Regions from separate parts of the Homo sapiens genome. Here region 1 is linked to region 2. The links are chromatin contacts, found by Hi-C or POLR2A ChIA-PET in ENCODE. All regions are on one chromosome and are shown on one strand. The core of a region is the stretch at or near the end of the contact, and the rest is flanking DNA. Distances in the headings are between cores, read along the strand shown.

Evidence for each region. A loop is a pair of places that touch in the nucleus more often than their neighbours do. ChIA-PET counts read pairs that join two places held with the same protein, here RNA polymerase II (POLR2A). Pooled maps may share reads with other maps.
Region 1: a loop to region 2 is called in a pooled map, with 6 times the contacts of the local background. The contact joins the promoter of YOD1 here to the enhancer-like site in region 2. A Hi-C loop is called at or near these places in 6 of 50 pooled maps. POLR2A ChIA-PET finds 5 or more read pairs at or near these places in 2 of 52 experiments (PC-3 and activated CD4-positive, alpha-beta T cell).

The regions. Positions count from the first base shown.
Region 1 is chr1:207,049,174-207,053,104 of GRCh38, forward strand. It overlaps YOD1 (YOD1 deubiquitinase), which reads right to left and starts at 2,035. Exons shown (of 2, transcript NM_018566.4): 1 at 1,515-2,035; 2 at 1-550. The coding sequence starts at 1,857. It also overlaps a transcript of PFKFB2 not described here. RefSeq lists enhancers at 1,599-2,169, 3,393-3,931.
Region 2 is chr1:205,282,827-205,286,246 of GRCh38, forward strand. No RefSeq gene overlaps it. Among named protein-coding and RNA genes, the nearest start is that of NUAK2, 37 kb to the right of the region's middle. RefSeq lists an enhancer at 1,672-1,771. Within about 2 kb of position 2,110, at least 27 of the 41 ENCODE cell types and tissues checked have a DNase peak (open chromatin) inside an H3K27ac peak, as active enhancers do.

The sequences.
Region 1 (3,931 bases), core at 785-3,284, 1.8 Mb after region 2:
AGTGCTTGTACAAGAACAATATCATCATTAGAGGAGAAAATGGTCAGAGGAGGTGTATCTGGATCAGGGAAGTTACGCTGAAGTGGATCATAGTGGATGCCATCATAAATAAGCAGAACCCTTTTGGTATATCCTGCATCTTCCCCAAAACGATCAATTCTTACTGTCTGTGTATCCACTACACATATTTCACATTGGTAAAACTTGGACAAAATCGATATCTCTATTGCTCCTCCCCAAGTGTCATCCCTTTTGATCCAGTCACAGTACTCTTGATTTGTTTTTCCCAGTATTGCCTCACTATAGAAGTCTGGATCGCTTGCTACAATTTGTGCTATGAGGCGTCTCATCTCAGGGGCACAAGCTGGATTCAAGACTCCTCCTTCGACGACATAGTACACACTAGTAAAGAGGCAAGAGTTGTCTGCTGGGACCACGGTTCTGGTAAGCACAGGCAAAGTTTCCCTGACGTAACTAGAAGCACCACGTTTAGTAAATGCAGGTGAACTTCTGGGCCTGGTTTGGTCTTCTTCAATGATCAGCATGTCACCTGTTAAAAATAAAACAAATCCCGATCTGCAAAGAAATTACAGAAGAAACCGAGTGTTCTCTAGCCAAGTCTGTAAATTACAAACTGAAGGAGTTAAAGCATAAACTGGGGTTACTAAGGAGAATACAGTTTTGCAAGTAAGTTACCAGTAAGAATCTTTGTTCACTGAATTTTCATAAAGATGAAAAAAGAACAAAAAACACTTGAGGTTGCATCCCAATTTAGTGAAGGGGTCTGGAGTAAACAACTTCAAGCTTACCTAAAAAGATACATTTCAAAAACAAAATTTCCTTTCCTTATACAGTATTTTACAGAAGGTGCTCACTACAGAGTAGGCCGCTAGGGGGTTCTCCTTCTCCGGAAACTTATCTACTCTAGAGTGTTTACAACATCCTTGATACAGCAACTGAAAGCTTTTAATTATAAACACTGATGTTCAAGTTTTGATATGGCACAGAAATAACTGCTGCTGGTTAGAAATTGAAAGAGCTTTCAGTGGGTGTTTTAAAAGCTAACTCGAAAATGAGTATGCCTGTCAAACGAAGTATCTACGAAGGGGACTGCAAAAATGAATCAAGAAAAAAAAAATCCTGCACCCTTGAGATCTCATCGGTGATATAGGGAAAAAGAGACATAAGGACAGAGAAAATAGGCCCTACTTTATATTTTTGTGGACGCCGAGGGAAAACAAAATGGGATAGTTTCAAAGCCGACCAGAAAGCGGAATGGGGAAGGGGGTCTTCAAGGCTTTGGGTTCCCTTTCAACCCTGTGTCAAGACAAGGAGTTGCTAGACACTTGCCCTGGCCCCCGTCAGCATTCTCTGTTCTTTGATCTATCCTCGCCCCTGGCCTCAAAGCCCCCCCGCCGACTCACAGCCACCTTGCCTTGACTGGTGTTTTGTTCTCTCTCACGCCCCTCTCCATCCTCCCGGGACTTTCCCTGGCCCCAGCCCTGATTCCTTACCAGATTGGATGGGCAAGTCTTCCAGAATGGTATCCCCATTGCTGAGATCCAGGCACTCGGGAGGGTATCCGACGAGGATTCGCTGACCGCCGGGGGCGATCCCGGTGATGGCGGCAATTTGGCCCTGGAGTTCCCGCACCCGGGTCCGGCTGGACAGCCCCTGCAAAACATGGGTGCCGTCCTTGGCCTTGCAGCGGAGCCGCCACATCGTGTCGGTCCGGCTGCCCACAGGCCAGGCACCCGCGGGGCCAGCTTTGGTCCCGGCAGCCTGTTGGGAGACGCCGCCGGGGAAACCAGGCGCCGGGTGGACTCCAAAATGGCGACCTTTAGCGGGGCCAAACATCGCGAGAAGTTGCGGGTGGTTGCAGTTATCGCGACGCTTCGGTGCGGCTTCTGCCTTAGTACCTTAGCAAGCGCGAACTCTTTTAAAGTGACAACTGATTTTTCCCCCACCCTCAGAACGAAGATGTAAACCTCCGTATTCCTAAAGGACAACGGGTCTTGCTACCTATAGAGCGAGTGAGGTGCCCTCCGCGTGGGTAGCATATATGCTCAAGAAAAGAGGGCGGGGGAAGGAGTTCCTGAATGAAGGTCTGGAGATTGGAATGTGACCTTGCACTTAGTGAGGTCGGAAATTATTAAATTGGGGCTTCCACACTACACCCAGACTACACCAGGAGAAACAGAATCATAGTTCACAACGCAAACGAATGCCAGGAATGGTCAGTGAGTCAAAGGACCAGTCAAAAACAATCACACTTGTGACTAGACTCGTGGCTGCATTAAACATTGACTCATTGGGGTTCCAGGGGCCAAAAGACTGGCCTTTCTGCCTCCCTGGGACTGTGCTTGAAAACGTCTATTTGCCACTTCAGAAAGCACAGTATGAGGTCAGCATCTGGGCCCAGGGCAGCTGCCTCATTCAGGTGGTGGCAGTGTAAGGAGGAGTCGTGTAACGCGTGTCATCAGATTCCAGTTCAGTTCCTGGGCATACAAATATGAAGACTTCATTCCTGCCTTCATTGTAACAAGTATTCATTGCAGTTGGGAGACAGGGTGGGGTGTGAGACACACAGCCACTGAATTTCAAAGCAACGTGATAATGCTAGATTATCTGTACCTTTTCAAACGTGTATGCCTAGAACCCAGGACTGTGCCTCGCAAATAAAAAGTGTTCAACAAATACTGGCTGAATGAATAAAGACAGAGTTGTATAGACATAGAGAGGGCAACTAGAGCACTCTGGGAGTTGTAAAAAGCCTTAAAGAGGAGATAACTGTTTGAACTTTTGGAAGAATTAGTTTAATTCCCAGGCGAAGGAGGAATAAAGACATCCCTGAATTTATATCTCTCTTTTCCAAGAAATCCATACTCATTGTTCTTTATCCAGCCGGGATTCAGACAGCAAGTCCCACTTGCCAAGAGTGGGTTTATCAAGCATCAAACGGGCCCGCTGGGGCAACTATGAAAAGTGTAGTTCACTTGGTGCAAACTCACCTCCACTGTAAAAGACTTTGCTTCTGAATAAATTATATGTAATGTTTCCATCTTTTCACATCTTTCATGACTCAATTTTTTTTTGCTGGTGCAATTTTCCTCCTTGGTTCTTCAAGACGACTGCAACGGATGATACAGCCTGGGTTAGGGGGTAGGTAGGAGGGAAGGTAGGAGTGGTTAGAAGTCCACCGGGGTGGCCGGGCGCAGTGGCTCACACCTGTAATCCCAGCACTTTGGGAGGCCGAGGCGGGTGAATCACCCGAGGTCAGAAGTTCGAGACCAGCCTCATCAATATGGAGAAACCCCGTCTCTACTAAAAATACAAAATTAGCTGGGCGTGGTGGTCCATGCCTTTAATTCTAGATACTGGGAGGCAGGAGAATCGCTTGAACACGGGAGGCAAAAGTTGCGGTGCCAAGGTCGTGCCATTGCACTCCAGCCTGGGCAACAAGAGCAAAACTCCATCTCAAAAAACAAAAACCAAACCAAACCAAAACAAAAAAAACTCCAATGGGGTGTATGGGTGGGTCCAGGGAAGCTTCTGGTTCAACGATGAGAGTGGTTGATTTTCTTAGGTCACAGCGTCTGACCTGTGGAGCCGGGTATGTATACACCCTAAGGCATAATTAGCTCAAGTGTTGTGGTAGTTTATTCTAGCAAAAACATCTTTAAAGCTTACGTTCCCATTTATGGATCTAATGAGGTTCTGCTGGGATTCAGGAATGAGAGCGTTAATCTTTGCAGCATTTTCTCGTCACCCGGCACACCCGCTCTCAAGACGCCTACCGAATAGTCTACTCTCGCGAGAGTCAGAAAAAAGTCAAGCTTTTTATTAACACCGCCCCCAGCCCTATTAGTTACCAAGCAACAGTGCCACCAGGCTCCTCGGCGCTGGGAAACTCAGGAGCTTGTGATCTCTC
Region 2 (3,420 bases), core at 860-3,359:
GCTCAAGCGATCCTCCCACCTCAGCCTCCCGAGTAGCTGGTGGGACCACACCCACTAATGCACCCGGCTAATTGTTTTTTTATTGTAGAGATGAAGTCTCACTACGTTGTAGAGATGAAGTTCACTATGTTGCCCAGGCTGGTCTTGAACTCCTGGGCTCAAGCAATCTTCCCACCTCGGCCTCCCAAAGCAGAAAGTCCTTTCTGTTACCTCGTTTAAGTGTCCCTTGTCCAGCAGTGCCCAGTACACCTGACCATGGCCAAGGACCTCACCCTATGATCTCAGCAACTAGAAGACAAAGGGCTGTTAGGCTGGATGCGGTGGCTCACGCCTGTAATCCCAGCACTTTGGGAAGCCAAGGTGGGTGGATCATGAGGTCAGGAGATCAAGACCATCCTGGCCAACATAGTGAAACCCCGTCGCTACTAAAAATACAAAAATTAGCCAGGCGTGATGGCATGCACCTGTAATCCCAGCTACTCAGGAGGCTAAGGCAGGAGAACTGCTTGAACCTGGGAGGCGGAGGTTGCAGTGAGTCGAGATCATGCCACTGCACTCCAGCCTGGGTGACAAAGCGGGATTCTGTTTCAAAAAAAAAAAAGAAGAAGAAAGAAAGAAAGAAAGAAAGAAAGAAGGAAGGGAAAGAAAGAAAGAGAGAGAGAGAAAGAAAGAAAGGAAGAGAAAGAAAGAAGGAAAGAAAGAGGCGACTGTGGAAAAGGATGATTAGGGACGCTAAGGAAGGTAAGAGGTATTTTATCCTTTTGTACAAATTTGCCTCAGCCTCAACTCCTCATCTCTGGTGACAAAAACGTTTCTTTCCCCCCGGGGACAGGGAGAAAAGGGAGGAGGTCAGAGTTTGTCTTTTGTATCAGCTGTTTTTCAAGTGAGAGTAACCCTTATGCTGAAATGGCATATTTTGGTGTGGCATATTCTGTCCCTCTTCAAAGATACATGAGACGACATATGCAAAGCATTTTGCATTGTAAGATGCTTATTACTGTCACTTCACAGATGGGAAATGAGATCTAGGCAACTCTCAGGGTCCAGCCACCAGAAGGTTGAGGAATGCGGGCTCTAACCTACATCTGTCGACTCCAAAGCCACACAGCCGCCCACACAAGGTAGCTCTTTTCCTCACCTCACCCCCTGAGCTCTGGAACACCTTTGTTCTGCCCAAACGAGAATGAAGCAGCAACGGAGGCAGCGGCAGGGGAACTGTAAGGTGGCCCCAAACTCAGACTGTCCCCAAGTTGGAGGCCTGCTAGGGCCTGGGAGCACAGCAGTCCCCCACCAGGGAGTCTTCCCTTCCCCACCTGCCCACTGCAGACTGGGCACCCCTGCTGCATGTGTCTGACCTCTGTGAACCTCAGTTTCCCCAACATACAATAACCCTGACAGTCTGTCATTCTGTGCTTCTGTGACGTCAGCCTTAGGAGTTATCAGGGACCCAAACTTGGGCTTCACAGGGGGCAGGATGGAGGCCCTGCCACTCGGACCAGACCAGGTTGTGGTGAGGGGCAAGGGTGGTGCCTCCAGGCACCAATCCAGAGTGACCTCACTCTCTGCAGGCTCCCCTGGGGCCCTGAGGGAGGGTGGGGTGCTGGACAGGCCTGCTAGATGGGAGCAGGTTTGGAAGGAGGTTTAGGAAGGGTGCGGTGGGGAAGGTGTGCCGCTCAGGTTCAGTGTGATCACTAGAGAGGGGCACGCCTGCCTGCATCGTCTGCCATGCCAGACAGGGCAGGACAGCTTCTCCCCCAGCCTGGGCCTTTAGGATCCACTGTGTGACCATCCTGAGCCCCTTAGCAAGGTGTGAGCGGGGTTGGACACCCTCCCCTCAACATCCATCTAATGTCAGCCACCAGCCCTGCCTTGCTGCATGATGGGAAATCAGGGTAAGGGAGCCAAACCCCAGCTGCTCTCAGAGCTGTGAGGACAAGAGTGGAAAACCTGCCCTCACAGGCCCAGCTGGCCAGAGGGCTTGTCTCTTTCAGTCGCCCTCCCCCAGAGGGAGCAGGAGCAGACAATGGCCACCATGACTCACCAGTGAGCCATCTTCCCCTCCCCACCCCTCCAGCCTGGCCCATGACAGCTTAGCTTGTCCTCCAAGGGAGCTGCAGCCCAGCCTCCCAGGGCCGCCAGCTTCCTCTCTCTTCACCCAACCTGGCTCCCCCCCTGCTTGTGCAACACCACATCAGAGGGTTGTGAAGTGGAGAGGGAGGAGTTTGACAGCTGCAGACCCAGGCAGACAGAGCAGACTCCTTTGTGAAGGAGATAGAGGCTGCAGGGGCCCAAGTCCAGCCTGTACTCCCCTGCCCTGACCCACAAGGCATCACCCAGTCTCCCCAAACCCTAGGGAAGTGGTCATTGTCATTTATTTGTTCCTTTCTTAGATAGAGCTTGGATCCTGTCTGCAATTTATTCCTTCCTGCAAAACCAAGTATGTGAGGCAGAGGAAAGTCCTATTCCATTCCAGGAGGGACAGGGCTCCCTGTTGGAAAGTATTTCCTTTTGCTAAGTTTCTATCTGCCTCCCGGGTAGACTCCACTAGGCAGTATTTCAAGAAGTTAACGCACTTCCAATCCCCATCTAACCTATATTCTTTGCCGCAAGCCAAATACCCTTAGTTCTTTCAGTCATTTCTCCTAAGACATGGATTTAAGACCTTTTGACAGCTTGGCCTGTATCCTCTGGAAACATTTCCATTTACCCAAGTTCTTCTTAAAACATTATGTCTTTGTCCAGGTGCAGTGGCTCACGCCTGTAATCTCAAAGTGGAGGCTGAGGGAGGAGCATCAGTTGGGTCCAGGAGTTTGAGATCAGCCTGGGCAAGATGACAAGACCCCATCTCTAGTTAAAAAAAAAAAAAAAAATTACTGATTCTCACCAAAAAAAAAAAAAAAGCCAGGCGTGAAGACATGGGCCACCTACTTGGGAGGCTGAGGTGGGAAGATCGCTTGAGCCTGGGAGATCAAGGCTCTTGAGCCTGGGAGATCAAGGCTGCAGTGAGCTGTGATCACGCCACTGTACTCTAGCCTACGCGACAGAGTGAGACTCCATCTCTAAAAAAACGAAACTAACCAACCAAAAAAAAAAAAAAACCACAAAAAGCATGTTGTTTTGAACAGAGCGCAGTGCTCCAGCTAAGGTCAGGCCAGCACAGAGGGTGCTAATGAAATTCACCTCGCAGGCTCTGGCACTGTGGTTCTCATGAGCTCTGTTAGCTTGCCGGTATTTTCAGACCCACATAGGCATGTCCTTGTTGAGCAGGTCACTTCGGTTCATGAATACGGCCACCAAGGATTTGAGGCCCCTCTGCCTGCCCCCCATGGAGGGAGCCCTAGGGCTCAGATGGTGGCTCTTAACAGACCTCAATGGTCTGATGAAAACTCTGCATCCTCTTCCAAGAAAAACGCATCTACT